2 separate regions of the Homo sapiens genome follow, and region 2 is linked to region 1. A link is an interaction called in ENCODE POLR2A ChIA-PET data of the cell type or tissue named here. Cell type or tissue: Panc1. All regions are shown on one strand. Links, peaks and the distances in the headings refer to the core of each region. The heading gives the core; the rest is flanking DNA. Region 1 holds the start of LOC124901360 (a long non-coding RNA gene). Region 2 overlaps ANKRD6 (ankyrin repeat domain 6).

The links. Peaks named below come from ENCODE experiments on the same cell type or tissue, not always from the same donor. Only the 100,000 strongest peaks of a DNase experiment are listed, where the experiment ranks them.
Region 2: POLR2A ChIA-PET joins it to region 1 with 15 read pairs; 5 of 35 experiments call an interaction of 5 or more read pairs at or near these places.

The regions. Positions count from the first base shown.
Region 1 is chr6:89,438,323-89,447,342 of GRCh38, reverse strand. The region is part of intron 1 of ANKRD6 (ankyrin repeat domain 6); the gene reads right to left. It overlaps LOC124901360 (a long non-coding RNA gene), which reads left to right and starts at 5,810. Exons shown (of 2, transcript XR_007059675.1): 1 at 5,810-9,020. In Panc1, for the core only: no CTCF peak of the experiment used is centred there; no DNase peak of the experiment used is centred there; H3K27me3 peaks cover 268 bases.
Region 2 is chr6:89,586,981-89,596,000 of GRCh38, reverse strand. It overlaps ANKRD6 (ankyrin repeat domain 6), which reads right to left. Exons shown (of 16, transcript NM_001242809.2): 3 at 1-85. Among named protein-coding and RNA genes, the nearest start is that of MDN1-AS1, 47 kb to the left of the region's middle. In Panc1, for the core only: no CTCF peak of the experiment used is centred there; no DNase peak of the experiment used is centred there.

The DNA of each region.
Region 1 (9,020 bases), core at 258-8,257:
ACTTTCTCCATATCAGCAATAACAATAAGGCTGTTTCACTTTCTTGTCACTCCTGTGTACAGTGGAGTGGCCCCCCTCCCTTTTTTTTGAGACAGGGTCTCACTCTGTCACCTAAGCTGAAATACAGTGGCACAATCATAGCTCACTGCAGCCTCAACCTCCCAGGCTTAAGTGATCCTCCCACCTCAGCCTTCCCGAATAGCTAGAACTACAGGTGCATATCACCATGCCCTGCTAATTTTTTAATTTTTTGTAGAGACAGGATTTCACTACGTTGGTGTATTAGTCAATTATCATGCTGCTACAAAGAAATACCCAAGACTGGGTAGTTTATAAAGGAAAGAGGTTTAATTGACTCAGTTCCGCAGGGCTGGGGAACCCTCAGGAAACTCACAATCATGGCAGAAGAGGAAGCAAACACCTCCTTCTTCACATGGCAGCAGCAAGAAGTGCCAATCAAAAGGGGGAAAAGCCCCTTATAAAACTATCCAATCTCGTGAGAACTCACTATCACAAGAAGAGCACGAGGGTAACTGCCCCCATGATTAAATTACCTTCCACCAGGTCCCTCCCACGACACATGGGGATTATGGGAGCTACAGTTCAAGATGAGATTTGGGTGGGGACACGGCCAAACTATATCAGTTGGTCAGGCTGGTCTTGAACTCCTGGTCTAAAGCCATCCTCCTGCCTCAGCCTCCTAACGTGCTGGGATTACAAGAGTGAGCCACTGCACCCAGCCCTAGAGTAGCACTTTTAATTTCTTTCAAGAATTTTTCCTTTGCATTCACAACTTGGCTAGCCCTTTGGCACAAGAGTCCTAGCTTTCATTCTATCTTGGTTTTTGACATGCCTGCCTCACTAATATTAATTCTAACTCTTGACTTAAAGTGAAAGTTGTGAGACTCTTCCTTTCACTTGAATGCTTAGAGGCCATTGTGGGATTATTAATTCACCTAATTTTATTTAATTTATTTATTTATTTATTTAGAGACAAAGTTTCGCCCTTGTTGCCCAGGCTGGAGTGCAATGGCACGATCTTGACTCACTGCAACCTCCACCTCCCAGATTCAAGGGATTCTCCTGCCTCAGCCTCCCAAGTAGCTTGGATTATAGACATGCACCAGCATGCCCAGTTAATTTTGTATTTTTAGTAGAGACAGAGTTTCACCATGTTGGTCAGGCTGGTCTCAAACTCCTGACCTCAGGTGATTCGCCTGCCTCGGCCTCCCAAAGTGCTGGGATTACAGGCATGAGCCACTGTGCCCAGCCAATTCACCTAATTTTAATATTGCTGTGTCTTAGGGAATAGGAGGCCCAAAGAGAGGGAGAGAGATGGGTAACAGCTGGTCAGTGGAACAGCCAGAACACATACAACACTTATTAATTAAGTTCTCCTTCTTATTTGGGCACAATTCATGGTGTCCCAAAATGATTACAATAATAACATCAAAGATCTCTGATCAGCCGGGCGCAGTGGCTCATGGCTGTACCTAGCACTTTGGGAGGCCAAGGCAGGAGGATCACCTGAGGTCAGGAGTTTGAGACCAGCCTGGCCAACATGGAAAAATCCCATCTCTACTAAAAATACAAAAATTGAGCCAGGCGCAGTGGCTTACGCCTGTAAACCCAGCACTTTGGGAGGCCGAGGCGGGCAGATCACAAGGTCAGGAGATCGAGACCATCCTGACCAACATGGTGAAACCCAGTCTCTACTAAAATACAAAAATTAGCCAGGCATGGTGGTGTGCACCTGTAGTCCCAGCTACTCAGGAGGCTGAGGGAGGGGAACCACTTGAACCCAGGAGGTGGAGGTTGCGGTGAGCAGAGATTGCTTGACTGCACTCCAGCCTGGCGACAGAGGGAGACTCCATGTCAAATAAATAAATAAATAAAATACAAAAATTAGCCGGGCATGGTGGCACGTGCCTGTAATCCCAGCTACTAGTGGGGCTGAGGCAGGAGGATCACTTGAACCTGGGAGGTGGAGGTTCCAGTGAGCTAAGATCATGCCACTGCACTCCAGCCTGGGCAACAGAGCAAGACTCTATCTCAAAAAAAAAAAAAAAAAAAAAAAAGAAAGATCTCTGATCACAGATCACCGAAACAATTTTTCATAATAATAAAGAAAAAGTGTGAAATATTGTGAGAATTACCAAAGTGTGACATAGAGACACAGAGAGAGCACATGTTGTTGGAAAAATGGTATTGATAGACGCTCAACACAGAATTACCACAAGCCTTCAATTCGTGAAAAACACGTATCTGCAAAGTGCAATAAAATGAGCTATGCCTATATATCAAATATCTAGGGACTAGGGGAGCTCATTATGTAAAGGAATCCTTTGATAGTCTTACATAGATTTTTTTTTTTGACATGGAGTTTCGCTCTTGTCACTCATGTTGGAGTGCAATGGTGTGATCTTGGCTCACTGTAACCTCCGCCTCCCAGGTTCAAGCAACTCTCCTGCCTCAGCCTCCCAAGTAGCTGGGACTACAGGTGTGCGCCACCATGCCTGCCTAATTTTTTTATTTTTAGTAGAGATGGGTTTTCACTGTGTTGGCCAGGCTGGTCTCAAACTCCTGATCTCAGGTGATCCGCCCACCTCAACCTCCCAAAGTGCTGGGATTACAGGCGTGAGCCACCGCGCCCAGCCCTTAAATAGAATTTCTAAAGTCCCTATTAATAAACAGTTTTTGAAATCAATTTCCCTAGATATATCCCAACAGGAAAATATCTAATTAGTTATAAGTCTGTCATTGGATGATAAAATGTTTACTTATATTTCAAAGTACAATATATCCTGGCTTATACCCAATGCAACTTTTAGATTTTATTTCAGCAAGGTAACAAAGATGAAAAATGTTTTAAGGCATCAAAACCTCAGTTTTAAAACAGTGCTTCTAAACAGTAGCAACCTAACTTCAATCATATTGAGTACTGGAGATGTGAGGTTCTTTCATTGTTCCTTCAAGTTTTAACTTTTTCTGTTTTGTATAAAAATCCAACAGGTGCCAGGGGATTTTGCTGTTATTCATTACTGATCTGCCACTCTCTCCTAAGTTTTTGAACAGCAAATGGAGGAAAACAAAGGCTTCAGTAAGCAAGCCGTTCAATAGATATTCTGTAACTCAGGATAGTACCTTCTGGAGATTCAGAAAATTATAAACAAACAAGTATTTGTTCTTAAAGTGCCTGGACTTAGGTCCTTCCTCTCATCAAAGCTCTTTCTTTTATTAACTTTTACCTTGATTTTTAAAAAAGATGGCTAATGCAGGGCCACAGTGCTCATTTTAACTTTAATTTGTTTTCTCTTAGCATCAACAGGCAAACTGAGCTCCGATATAAACCATTCACATTCACTAAAGCCCCAGTGCCAACTTTTTCTATCATTTCTATTCGGAAGCGAAGCTGCAGAGGTCTCTGTAGATAAGCTCACACAGTGAGTGATTTGATTTATACGACAAGCTTACTGCTCTGCTCAGAAGCTAATGATTAATGCCATTGGGCATTCCCCTCTTGGTTCCAAGCTCTCCTATCAGGTAGGCAAGGCTTCAATGCTGGTTGAGACAAGAACTTTATCTAGAGCTACGAAACAATTTTTAGGAACCAAAAGACAAATTGCCATAAGGGCTCAAATTATTTAAAGGGTGCCAGCCTCAGCAACATGGCAAAATCTCTACAAAAAATACAAAAATTAGCCAGGTGTAGTGGCATGCGCCTGTAGTCCCAGCTACTCAGGTGGCTGAGATGGGAGGCTGAAGTGGGAGGATTGCTTGAACCTGAGAGGTTGAGGCTGCAGAACCATGATCACACCTCTGCATTCCAGCCTGGGTCACAGAGTGAGACCCTGTCTCAAAAAATAAAATAATTTGTGGACCACAGGTCACCTCATCAGAATCTGGGGTGATTGTTAAATGTGTGCCTCCCCAGACCTAGTGAATTAGAATCTATGGAGTAAGGCTGAGAATTCCCAAATTTTAATATATTCCCCAGATTATTCTTACATTTAAGCCAAAAATAAAATTCTAAGCTCCCCCAACCAACTGAATGGATCCTCTTCACCCCCACCCGGGTCAAAGAATTCCAAAGAAACCTGAAAAATAGGCAGGGGTGGGGGAAGCAGATGTGCTTCATTATACCTTCCCTTTTGGAGTTCAGGCACAACTGACCAGCAGTAAGATTAAAACAGAGATCTTCAAACTGACAAAACAGATTCTTTGTAGCAATAAGGTACCAATTTCCAATCTGACTCTAGTATCACATGACAGATAAAGAAGAAAATCAAAGTATTTTATCCCAAAATATGTTTCTTTGCCATATTTTGAAATGGCCCTACAAAGCCATCTTTTGTGGGGGGAAAATTGCTTCTGCAAAGAGTCTCTATTAACATAACTAGATCTTACCCCCTCTAGTCCCTCCATGTGCTAATGAGATCAACTGAGAGTCCAGCATCTTTTAAAGGTTTAAACAGAAAACATCTGCCATCTGTGGTCTCTAATGGTGGCCACCTATGAGACTTCACCTACATAATAAGAACCTTGGTCTCCACAACCCCTTATCGTAACCCAGAGACTTCTGTCTACTGATTCCAGATCTTTAGATAATAACTTTTGCAACCAATTGCCAATGAGAAAATCTTTGAACCAAACCAATACACACCTCACAGATAATGATTGCTGTCTTTTTTTTTTTTTTTTTTTTTGAGACAGGGTTTTGCTCTGTTGCCCAGGGTCTGACACTCTGTTGGAGTGCAGTGGTGCCAGTCTTGGCTCACTGGAGTCTCGACCTCCCAGGCTCAAGCGATCCTCTTACCTCAGACTCCTGAATAGCTGGGACTACAAACATGCACCACCATGCCTGGCTAATTTTTTTTTTTTTTAATAGATGGGCTTTCACTATGTTGCACAGGCTGGTCTTGAACTCCCAGGCTCAAGCAATCTGACCACCTTAGCCTCCCAAAGTGCTGGGACTATAGGCGTGAGCCACCTCACCCAGCCTGATTGGTGTCTATGCCTCCCTCAAATGTATAAAACCAAGCTGATGGGCCAGGCGCAGTGGCTCAGGCCTGTAATCCCAGCACTCTGGGGAGCCAAGGCAGGTGGATTGCTTGAGCCCAGGAGTTCGAGACCAGCCTAGGGAACATGGCGAAACCCCGTCTCTACTAAAAATACAAAAATTAACTGGGTGTGGGAGCGCATGCGTGTAATCCCAGCTACTTAGGAGACTGAGGCACGAGAAGTGCTTGAACCTGGGAGGCAGAGGCTGCATGAGCTGAGATCATGCCACTGCTCCAGCCTGGGCGACAGAGTGAGACCCTGTCTCAAAAAAATAAAAAAATAAAAATAAAACCAAGCTGTAACCCAACCACCTAGACACATGTTCCGAGGACCTCTTGAAAACCATGGCTGGCTGGGCACAGTGGCTCACGCCTGTAATCCCAACACTTTGAGAAGCCAAGGCAGGCAGATCACCTGAGGCCAGGAGTTCAAGACCAGCCTGACCAACATGGTGAAACCCCATCTCTACTAAAAATACAAAGTTAGCTGGGTGTGGTGGCGCATGCCTATAATCCCAGCTACTTGGTAGGCTGAGGCAGGAGAACTGCTAAAACCCAGGAGGCGGAGGTTGCAGTGAGCCAAGATCATGCCATTGCACTCCAGCCTGGGCAATAAGAGCAAAACTCTGTCTCTCAAAAAAAAAAAAAAAAAAAAAAAAAAAGGAAAGAAAAGAAAACCAAGGCTATGGTCACTCACAGTTGGCTCAGAATAAACCTCTTTAAATGCTTTACAGGAGTTTGGCTTTTTTTGTTGACATATGCATAAGTTTGAGAAGTATTGGTCTAAGGAAGCTAACTGGAAGATAGACAGCTAACTGGAAGATAAATTCGGCCAGGTGCAGTGGCTCATGCCTGTAATCCCAGCACTTTGGGAGGCCGAGGCAGGCAGATCACTTGAGGTCAGGAGCTCCAGATGAGCCTGGCCAACATGGCCAAACCCTGTCTGTACTAAAAATATAAAAAAGTTAGCCAGGCATGGTGGCGGGTGCCTGTAATCCCAGCTACTCAGGAGGCTGAGGCAGGAGAATCACCTGAACCCGGGAGGCAGAGGTTGCAGCCAACTGAGATCACACCACTGCACTCCAGCCTGGGAGACAGAGCGAGACTCTGTCTCAAAAAAAAAGAAGATACATTCGGTAACTTGTTCAAGGTCATTTATCCCCACTATAGTGAAGTAACAGTGGGCCACAGAGATTAAGTAGGTTCTAACTAGGAACAGAGTTATTATCAAACTGAGTTATACTAATTTTGTATCTAGTGAAGGCATCATCAACATGTTTTTCTGTAAAAAAACAGATAGTAAAATATATCAGGTTTTGTGGGCCAGGTAATCTCTGTGGAAACTACTCAACTCTGCCATAGCAGTTGAAAGCAGCTATAGACACCATGCAAAGGAATGAAACAGGCATCAAGCTGGATTTGGGCCATGGCTATAATTTGCCAACCTTTAGTCTAGTACAACTTTTTTTTTTTTTTCGAGATGGGATCTTGCTATGTTGCCTAGGCTGGAGTGCAGTGGCTATTCATAGGCATGATCATATTGCACTGCAACCTCAAACTCCTGGGCTCAAGCGATCGATCCTCCCACCTTAGCCTCTCCCAAGTAGCTGGGACTACAGGTGCTCACTGCCACACCCAGCTAGTGCATCTTTAATTCCAATGAAAAGTATCAGGATATGCTACCCCAAAATATGCCACTTTGGCATAAGGATTATTTTGAGCCGAAGGCAACTGAGAAGTGGATACAAGAAAAGCTCCTTGCCTTCCCCTATTTGCTAAAAGCAGGACATAAATTAACAAAGGTGTCCCTTCTCCTCTCTCCACCAGGAAGGATAAAGGTTAGTCACAGAAGACAGCTTTAGGTCCTTAACAGCCTAGAGAAGGCACCAGAGGCATCTACATAACAAACTGCACTAACTAGCCTTTATCTGCCATTAGTTCCCCATGTATTTGCCTTCCTACAATTCGCCATCGCTAAAGACTGAAGGTCTTTTTCCTTTGTCTTGTCACTTCTCTAAAAGTGTACTGTTCTTTGTTGAAGATGCTATATAAGCCAGAGTTCTAAGAAATCTTTTTGAGAATTACTCTTTCCCTGAATTTTCTCCCATGTATATATGAAATATGCATGTTAATAAACTTCCATTTGTTTTTCTCTTGTTAACCTATGTTTTGTTACAGGGCTCCCAGCTGAGAACTCACAAGAGTAGAGGAAAAATTATTTTTTCCTTCACTACACCAATATGAGCACCATGAAACAGGAAACTTTATTTTAAAATTAGGATTTAAGGCCAGGCATGGTGGCTTAGGCCTGTAATCCCAGCACTTTGGGAGGCCAAGGTGGGCAGATCACTTGAGGTCAGGAGTTCAAGAGCAGCCTGGCTAACATGGTAAAACCCCGTCTCTACTAAAAATACAAAAATTAACCGAGTATGGTGGTGCACCTGTAATCCCAGCTACTCGGGAGGCTGAGGCACAAGAATTGCTTGAACCCAGGAGGCGGGGTTTGCAGTAAGCCAAGATGGCACTACTGCACTCCAGCCTGGGTGACAGAATGAGACCCTGTCTCGGAAAAAGAAAAAAAAGAAAATTAGGATTTAAAAGATGGTAAATTTTAATTATTTGGGCCTTTTCCTTAGGTAGAACAGCCCAATGTCAACTAGTAACAGATAAATGACGCTGAAGCATTACTAGAATTAGTGCACATTACTGAAGTTTCTCCATGACTCTAACTGGGTCTTGGGATCTTTCACATGATCTTGTAATCCTTTAATGTCTACCATTTGATGCTGTGCACCCTCTTGGGCACAAATTTACTTCAAACAAATAAGAAAAACAGATACAAATTTTACAATTTTACTTTCCCTTAAGAGCAAATAAGTAAAATTGACACATATACTTTGTGATTATGTAACACATTCCATGGCAAAAACTTTTTTTTTTGAAGGGGGAATAAGTTTCATACCTAGCCTATTGCCAGCAGCCTAAAGTAGTTTTAAACTCTTATGATAACATTAACGAAGCCATTAAGACATGCATATTCTTGTTCTTTGCTAATCTTTCTCTGCTCCGTCTTTCTCAAATGTACAATTCTCTACATGGTTGGATGATTCTGAGTAAATTAAATATGCTTCATTCCCTAATAAATGTCTGAGCCTAGATGGCTTAATAGCATTTTTATCTGCTCACATGGCAATTATGATACATTTGTTTCCTGTATAGAAGTCTTCTCCACACCCTCCACTATGAAGACATAACATTTTATTTATACAGTGTATATACATATATACAAACACATACATATATATACATATACACATATATGTTTAGAAAGTAAGAAATAGGCCAGGTGCAGTGGCTCACACCTGTAATCCCAGCACTTTAGGAGGCCGAGGCCGGCGGATCACCTGAGGTCAGGAGTTCGAAATCAGACTGGCCAATGTGGCAAAACACTGACTCTACTAAAAATACAAAAATTAGCCAGGCACAGTGGTGGCTGCCTGTAATCCTAGCTACTCAGGAGGCTGAGGCAGGAGAATCACTTGAACCTGGGTGGTGGAGGTTGTGGTGAGCCAAGATCGCACCATTGCACTCCAGCCTAGGCAACAGAGCGAGATTTTGTCTAAAAAAAAAAGTTAGAAATAAATTACATAAAGGCAGTTACACTTAATTGACCAGTTAAAACACTAGCACCTTATTGTACAAAAAATGGCTACTCATCCACCAAAGAGTTCTATTCCTTTCCCAAAGTAAATTATTTTTACTAAGAAACAGTTGCCCAGCCAGGGACTGTATTTCCTAGCTTCCTTGAATCTAGTTGAGGCCATGTGACTGGTTCTGCCAATAGAATGTAAGCAGAAGTGATGTGTTTCCCTTGCTGGTGAAGGCAGTCAACACGGTTTCCTTTTGCCATACTCTTTCCCCCTTGCAGTGACTCTGGAGACCACATGAAGATGGTGGCAT
Region 2 (9,020 bases), core at 698-8,697, 150 kb before region 1:
CAAGGTCGCAGCCAGCCTTCAGCAAGATCTGGACCACAGGAAGATGGCCCTTATTGGCAGCAAGATGCAGGGGAGTCCGGCCATGCTGTGAATGCAAAATGAACAATGATTTCGGAACAAGTCCTCAATGCTACTCCCTTGGGAGACAGAGGGCCTAGAGCAAGGTTTGCACAGGGGCTTTCGGATGATCACTCCCTCCTGCCCCTTTGGATTGGCAGGAGATTCTTATGGGTTAACCAAAATTCAAGTTTGTCTCAGTTAACCTTGGCTATTGTCATTGCAATCAATGAACACGATATGTTCAAAATGTGAAGATTTCCTTTAGTGCATTATTTCTACTCTCCACTCATCAGACTATCAAGTAGCAAAACGAGGGGTTTTGTGCCTTCTCTTAATTTCTCACTGGTGCTAATACTGAGGAATAATGAAGTGGCCATGATGAACCTGGGCAAGAGGTGGGAGAACAGCAAGATGTCATGGTCATCAGCCCCAGAGGAGTCCAGTTAGTAACAGGTGAAAATTAAAACTGTTGATTGAACTGATTAGGAAAGGTTCTTCCTTTTTTTTTTTTCTTTGAGACAGGGTCTGACTCTCTCACCCAGACTGCAGTGCAGCGACGCCATCTCGGCTCCCCACAACCTCTGCATCCTGGTTCACTTATTATTTACTCATCATCCTCTTGATGGGCACCCAGGCTAATGCCAGGCTAACCCAGGCTCAAGCGATTCTCCTGCCTCAGCCTCCCGAGTAGCTGGAATTACAGGTGCACACCACTACCACCTAGCTAATTTCTGTATTTCAAGTAGACAGGGTTTCACCATGTTGGCCAGGCTGGTCTTGAACTCCTGACCTCAAATGATCCACCCGCCTTGGCCTCCCGAAGTGCTAGGATTACAGGCATGAGCCACCATGACTGGCCGGTTCTTCCTCTTTTTAAAAAAAAATTCTACGCTGGGTGTAGTAGCTCACACTTGTAATCTCAGCATTTTGGGAGGCTGAAGTGGGAGGATCACTTGATGCCAGGGGTTTGCGATCAGCCTGGGCAACACAGCGAGACCCTATCTCTATAAAAACATTTTCTTTTTTAAAAATTAGCTGGGCACAGTGGCATGTGCCTGTAGTCCCAGCTACCTAGGAGGCTAAGGTGTGAGGATCACTTGAGCCCAGGAGGTCAAGGCTGCAGTGAACTGTGATTGTACCACTGCACTTCAGCCTGGGCAACAGAGCAAGACCCTGCCTTAAAAAACAAACAAACAAAAACACTAAACTGAAATTATGAAGTATTTCAACCACTAAAAAACATAAGTAATATTCTAAACTTCACATAACCACCAACCATTTCAAGAAAAAAAATAAATCATTGACATTCCTCGTGAACAACTCCCAGGTCTCATTTCTCTTCCATCCCCAGAGGTAACCACTCTCTCAAATTTGGTATTCATCACTCCTTTGCTTTTCATTATATTTTTTACTACATGTTTATAGTCAAAGACAATATATATAAACATTGTGTTGCTTGTTTCAAACCTTTGTTTTTTTTTTTCTTTGAGACAGGGTCTCACTCTGCTGCCCAGGCTGGAGTGCAATGGCATGATCATGGCTCACTGCAGCTTCAACCTTTTGGCTCAAGCGATCCTCCCACCTCAGTGTCCTGAGTAGCTGGGACCACAGGCATGTGTCACCATGCCCAGCCAATTTTTTCTATTTTTTTGTAGAGATGGGGTTTCACCATGTTGCTTAGGCTGGTCTTGAACTCCTGGGCTCAAGTGATCCGCCTGCCTCGGCCTCCCAAAGTGCTGAGATTGCAGGCGTTAGCCACTGTGCCTGGCCTAATAGTTTTCAACTATACAATATAATTTGGCATTTTTTGTCTAACCTTGTATTTTTGAGATTTGTTTTTCATGTTATTCATGTAGTTCTGGTTCACTTATTATTTACTCATCCTCCTCCTGATGGGCACCCAGGCTAATGCCAGGAGGTTGCAGAACACAGCGTGTTCCTCTCCTTGTGCACCTGAGTAGCCTTCTTAGCCCTGTTGCTGGGTCATAGAGAAGACCATTCGCTTCAAATGCTCTAAGCATGTCGGCTCCCAAGGTGCCACATCAAGGGTGACATCCAGAAGAAATAACACTTTTTGATGTGAATCAACTTCTATCTAGAGAACTGCCCTGCCAAACTCCAAATTCTCAAGCAAACATGTTTCCTTTGCTTTCCCCTACAAGTTTCACTGTGAAGAAACATTCAAACATCAATGAACCATGGCCCCACCCATGCTGAAGCATACCCCTAAGGTCTTCCCAAAGGCCTTTATTGATACTCTAGCAGGATACACATTAATGATTTCAAGAAAGCACCAGTTTGCCATGGGTAATGAGCCATGGAGGAAAACAGAGATAACAGACAATAAAGGATCTTAATTTCTCCCCATGAAATGTGACCAAAGCACTAGAATGATTCTGGAAAGAGGTCAGAGCTTACTTTAATCACTCCCCAAAAAAGTGGGCTATAAAAAGCCTTCAGAAAAAGGCAGCATCTGAGATGAAGAGTGACCTTTCTCTGACAGTGACTGTGCTCAGCCATGTGCTCCCTAACCTCGATTCTTCCAATGAAATCATAGCTGATCAGATAGAGTGGCATGACCAGGTTCCACTGGCTGGGCCTGGTCCCCAGCTTCATCTGTCACCACATATCCTTGTCAAGGACTTCTTGACATTGAGTATGTGCCCTTCACAAAGTTTCCTAAGACATTCTGAAACACAGGGGAGTTCATCACATGAGGACAGAGAAGTGTGTGCTATGAGGGAGGTGACAGCATGGTGGGACACAAGTGCTTCTGGGCAGCTGGAAAATACAGACCAGCAAGGAGAGAAGCTGCCTGGGGAGGCTGGAAAGAGGCCAACAGACCCAGGAGTACTTTTTAAAAAATTGAGATGGAGTCTCACTTTGTCACCCAGGCTGGAGTGCAGTGGCGCGATCTTGGCTCACTGCAACCTCTGCCTTCTAGGTTCAAGCAATCCTCTGGCCTCAGCCTCCCAAGTGGCTGGGACTACAGGTGCGTGCCACCATGCCCAGCTAATTTTTGTATTTTTAGTAGAGACGGGTTTCACCATGTTGGCCAGGCTGGTCTCAAGTGATCCTCCCACCTCAGCCTCCCAAAGTGCTGGGATTACAGGTGTGAGCCATGTGCCTGGCAACGTTTTTTTGTGTGTGTGTCTCAAGAGATCCTCCTGCTGTGCTTGGGGTCCCAGATGCATGAGTACCTCCTGATACTCTGACCATGGAATTCCCAGCTCCCAGAACCATGAGGAGCAAATGTCTGTTGTTTAAACTACTTACTCTATGTTACCTTGTTAGAGAGGCCAAATGGACTAGGACAGGTTCAAAGAAGATCACTTCTGGGAGGGCACTTTAGAAACTAAATTACCAACAGGATGGGCCTGGATTGGAGGCACCTTTCTAATCCAAAGTCAGTGAAGAACCGCCAGTGGAGAAATGAAAGGCCAGAGGTATCAGAGCTTAGTTTGAATCCCAGCTCTGACTAATAACACCTGTGTCATTTGGTGCTTAATCCCCCAAACTAAGCATTTTCTCATCTGTAAAATAGGAATAACCTCCACTGCCCACTCCACAGGCTTGAAATAAGGACACGAGGTAACGTCCATCATCTAGCATGGGTCTCCCTTCCCTCCAGCTGTCCTTAGCCCCCACCCCAGAGGACACCCCAACCACTCCCTCTGCTCTTCGACACCCTACACCTTTGCCTTCGCAAAGACCAGTGAGATATTTCCAATGTCAAACAGATTTGGGTGAAGAGTTGGATCTCTTCCAACCAGAAGGGCTATGGCTGGAGGGTCCAGGTACCCACCAGCCAGTCCTGGCCCTCTTGTCCACTTCCATTTTTGAAACGTAAACTGTGGTTCCCAGTCTCTGTGTCTCTTCTTGGAAGGGCATTCTTCACCAAGAACACCATTCTCCAAACTATGACTTCCCTGATTCTCCAGCAATGCTCCTGGCCTCGCACAGCACTCAGGCTCCCTGTCAGCAAGGAGGTGTGACATCCTGAGAGCTTCAGGAGCTGAGCTACAATGGTACAGGAGCTTTTCTGAGGAGGGGCTGTGTTCCCTGCACATTCTTGGCTCCTTTTCTGGCCTCTGATTAAAGTACAGCAATAGCAAAGGCAGTAATCGGTTTCCTATAGAAGCTGAAGCTGTCTCCTCCGTCCTGGGGCTTTCCTAGCACAAGGCCCACCCTCTTAAACACACACCACCTACCAAAGGAGAAAAGCAAGAAAGCAGCAGACATGTACTTGGTTTTCCAGAACATTCTGTAGTAAATAGCAACAAAAATAGAGCCCTTTGGAGAAGAGGCTGCCCCTATCCAGCACATAGGAATGCCCCCAGGCATGTCCGACTAATGGGAAAAGCTGGAACCCCTCTTAAGGGTGAAGGAGCAAATAAAAATTGATCCTTAGAGGCACCTTTGAATGACTTAGACTTAAGGATGCAACTGCTCTCATTTCCATTTCCATGCCCCTAGGACTGGCCACAGGAAGAAATGGGAACAGGAGAAAAGACCATGTATTAACGAATAAGAAGTTTGGGCCAGGCAAGGTGGTTCACGCCTGTAATCCCAGCACTTTGAGAGGCCAAGGCGGGTGGATCACTTGAGCCCAGGAGTTCTATAGCCTGGGCAACATGGCAAAATGTCATCTCTACCAAAAAATACAAAAATTAGCTGAGTGTTGTTTTGTGCGCCTGTAGTCCCAGCTACTCAGGAGGCTGAGGAGGCTGGATGGATGGAGCCCAGGAAATCAAGGCTGCAGTGAGCTGTGATCGCACCATTGCACTTCAGTCTGGGCAACAGAATAAGACCTTCTCCTTAAAAAAAGAAAGAAAAGAAAAAAAGGACGAAGTTTTAAAGCATCAATTTGCCCTGAGTCCTACCCCAGTTATCGTCAAAGATCAGTTCAGCTTAACTCAACCTAGGCCCTGGTGAGCCCAGCGAGACCAATAATTGGGCAGAGCAAGAGACAGCAGCGGCCAGAATTTATTGAACGCTTGGGTCCATTTATTGCGTAGAAGGCACTATCTTAAGAATTTTACACGTTAGCTAATTCTATCCTCCCAATTATCCTATGAGGTGGACACTATTATCGAACCCATTTTATAGATAAGGAAACTGAGGCTTGGGAGACTGTCACTTGTTCTAAGTTATACAGCAGCTAACTGGAGTCTGGATTCACCCCGTCAGCCATCTGAGCTCAGCCGCATGCTTTCCCTACCACTCTGTGTGCTGCCCTGGTTGTGTTGGGGGTAAGGGTAGGAGCAAAGTTCTTCTCTGGCAGAGCAGGGGCTTCATGTCTCACCCTTAGGAAGCTCAGCTCCCAAGTTCTTGGGTGTTTTACCTTAGCCCAGCCACTAACCTCTGGGGTTTGTTTAAAAATAACCTGATTTTTTTAGAATCTCAAGGACAAGGAGAGATGTTTTCTATTTTCTCTGCATCTGGCTCTCCTGGGGAGGTTGGTCTGTTGTCATTTCTCTGTATTGGTGTGTAAGCCTCTCCCTCCAGAGTCTCTCATCAACTCGCTGTGGTGAGGCCCAGGCAGTTTTTATACAACCTCCCCAGGTGACTCTAATGTGTGACCTTGTTGAGAACCACAGGATGGGATGAGGAGGGGCCAGGATAAACCCTCCCTGGACAGCTACAGGCACTTAGGCTAAACCCGCACTTCAGGCCTGCTCCAGCAAGGGCCATATCTCTTTTACATTCTTGTTGATGCTCTCATCAGCCTATCAATATAAAACACCTAAAATACTGCCTTGCCACAACCTACAGCTTCCCAGATCTTCAGAGTATATAAGCAATGTAATGACATTACTAAAAATATGGAAAAGAATATCCTCTATAATTCCACAACCCAATACAACTATTATCATTTTTATCCAATCATTTTCAGTGCATCTCCACGTGTGGCTGGAGGTTATCACCACTGCCTTTGACCCTTTAAAGGTGCTGCTTCCTCAAGGGGCCCTGGTATCAGGCTGGGCCATCTGAGGCCGGCAGGGGTGAGGAGAAGAGGCAGTATTCACCCTGACTTCCTGCATCTCCCTCTGATCCAATCAGGAAGAGGCACAGACTCAGGGCCTTGCTTCCAGGGAACCAAATCAAAGGGTCTTGAGATGTTGCGAAGCAACAACCACAAAAATGTGTCCCCACTGTCCACACCACTGGGGCACTGACTGGGATGATGATTTGTTCAGGCTGAGCCCTGTGGATCTAACTCCAGCATAACTGCTGCATGGGAACATCAGAGTGACTCCCATTCCAGCAGGCAATAAATTACATGAACAAGTGATCACAATGATGCCTAGAATGAAACAGTCTCTGCTATTCACTCTGAAGAGGCCAATTCCCAGTTGGGAGTGGGAATCTTCCAGGAGAAGAATTCCCGTTAAGATAATGATCTCCCGCCAGTGAGGATGACAAGGGAGCCCAGCCAAAGGTAATCCACTTAAAAGAAACCCTGAAAGGAAGTGGAGGTGTTTTTGTTCCCAGCAGGTGTCAGACTGGTGCTCAGCCTCCTTCCTGGATTCTCCAGGTAGACCAAGGCGTTATGTCAGAAAACCCTTCCTAGGAGGGGCCAGGACCCTCGGAAGGAGGCGAACCAGAGCCATTTGAGAACTACAACCTACAGAAACAAGCCAGTCAACTGCCCCTGTCACTGACTGCACGGGGCCTGGGAGCCCAGGGCCATGACCCTGGTCCCTCATCACTCCAGCCAGGACGCAGGTTGGGTCCCAGCTCCTCGCTCCTGCTTCAGTATCTTGGACCCTACTTACTAAAGGGCAGGCCTTTCAGACCAACAGTACCTGTCCCAGGAATGACAGGTCTAACAGAGCAGACCTGGACAAGACCCGTCCCAACAGAATGCACCTGAAAAGTGAGAAGGAAAGGTGTGGTGCTTAGCCATTCCTGGAACACCTTTTTTTTTTTTTTTTTTTTTTTTGAGACAGAGTCTCGCTCTGTCTCACCCAGGCTGGAGTGCAGTGGCGCAATCTCAGCTCACTGCAGCCTCTGCCTCCTGGGTTCAAGCGATTCTCCTGCCTCAGCTGGGACTACAGGCGTGCACCACCACACCCAGCTAATTTTATATTTTTAGTAGAGACAGGGTTTCACCATGTTGGCCATGCTGGTCTCGAACTCCTGACCTCAGGTGATCCACCTGCCTTGGCCTCCCAAAATGCTGGAATTAGAGGCGTGAGCCACCGTGCCTGGTCTCAATGATATTCTTATGACCAGAGTCAAAAGGAGACCTGGGGCAGAAGCCAAAGGAATAAAAGGGCAGAAAATCTGAAGGAAGGGAGTAGGGAAAGGTTGTATAAAGGAATTGAGACTCATTGGCTCAAACAATAAAACAATTTAACCATCTCTACTGGGGACTGTAACAAGGAGGGCAGCTGCATGCTGTGACCCAGACAAGGAGAAATGGTGTAATGGGAAGAATTTAGGTTAAATTAGTGTAATCATTTCATAAAGCTTCTTTTCTTCAAGAGACCATGAGAAATACATTGGATCAGGGTCATGCAGTCTTTTTTGAGTCAAGCCTTTTTTGAGTCAGTCTGCCTATATTATCTGTCGCATTAAGAGAGAGGTAGTAGGAGGCAAGAAAGTTGTAACATTACTAAAATAAGAGTGGCGCATATTTTACAAACATGATATTCAGAATGGGAAGAGTCTTTGAGAGTTTCATTTGGCTGAAGAGATGAAATGAATTCTCAATACCTCCAATCTTATTTCTGGCAGAACTGCAAGAACTGCAAGGTGGAATTCTGGCCACCTGGCTCCTCGTTTAGATTTTAAAAAGTGGAAGACTCCACCAACTTTTCTAAGTGCCCCAAGGGTCCTCTTATCATAGATGGTGTTCCCTGAGAGCTTCAACAGCCTGGAATGGTGTAAATTTGGGTCAGAAAAGTTCAAAGTCCTTCTCAGGCTTATGATTCAATGAAGACAAAGTTATGAAGACATTCAAGAAAAAAATGGAACACATTCGAGAAAAAAATTGAAAAAGTACCATCGATCAAAGAAAATAAAACTTTACATTTAAAAACAATTTATAATTTAAGAAGCTTTCAGAGTTTTCTTTCCTTGTTGCAAATATATTTTATCTACTAGTCTACTTACATGAGTGACACATCATATCTTAATCAGACAATAGTTGACAAGAAACGGCAAGGGAATAAATTCCTTGGCTGACACAAATCAGGATCCAAAACAATCTCAGATTGGAATAGGCTAATTTTAAAAAGATAAAATGTAATGGGGGCAGAGGGTAATTCCTGCACTGGGGGCCAACAGTCCCATCACACAAGGATGGAAGTATTAGGATGGCCCTGTAAAATAATAATAATCATAAATGATATGGAGAGGTGATTTGAAATGTATATTGTTAGGAATCAGTTATTCCTAACAATTGGGTTTAATTGATAAGAGAATTCCTTTTTTGTTTGTTTTTTGAGATGAAGTCTCGCTCTGTCGCCAGACTGGAGGGCAGTGGCACCATCCTGGCTCACTGCAACCTCCACCTCCCGGGTTCAAGCGATTCTCCTGCCTCAGCCTCCCATGTAGCTAGGACTACAGGCATGCGCCACCACTCCCGGCTAATTTTTGTATTTTTAGTAGAGACAGGGTTTCACCATTTTGGCCAGGAGGGTCTTGATCTCTTGACCTCATGATCTGCCTGCCTCGGCCTCCCGAAGTGTTGGGATTACAGGCGTGAGGCACTGCACCCAGCCTTTTTTTTTTTTTTTTTTGAGACGGAGTTTCACTCTGTCGCCCAGGCTAGAGTGCAGTGGCATGATCTCAACTCACTGCAACCTATGCCTCCCAGGTTCAAGAAATTCTCCTGCCTTAGCCTCCCAAGTAGCTGAGATTACAGGTGCCCACCACCATGCCCCGCTAGTTTTTTTGTATTTTTAGTAGAGGTGGGGTTTCACCATGTTGGCCAGGCTGGTTTTGAACTC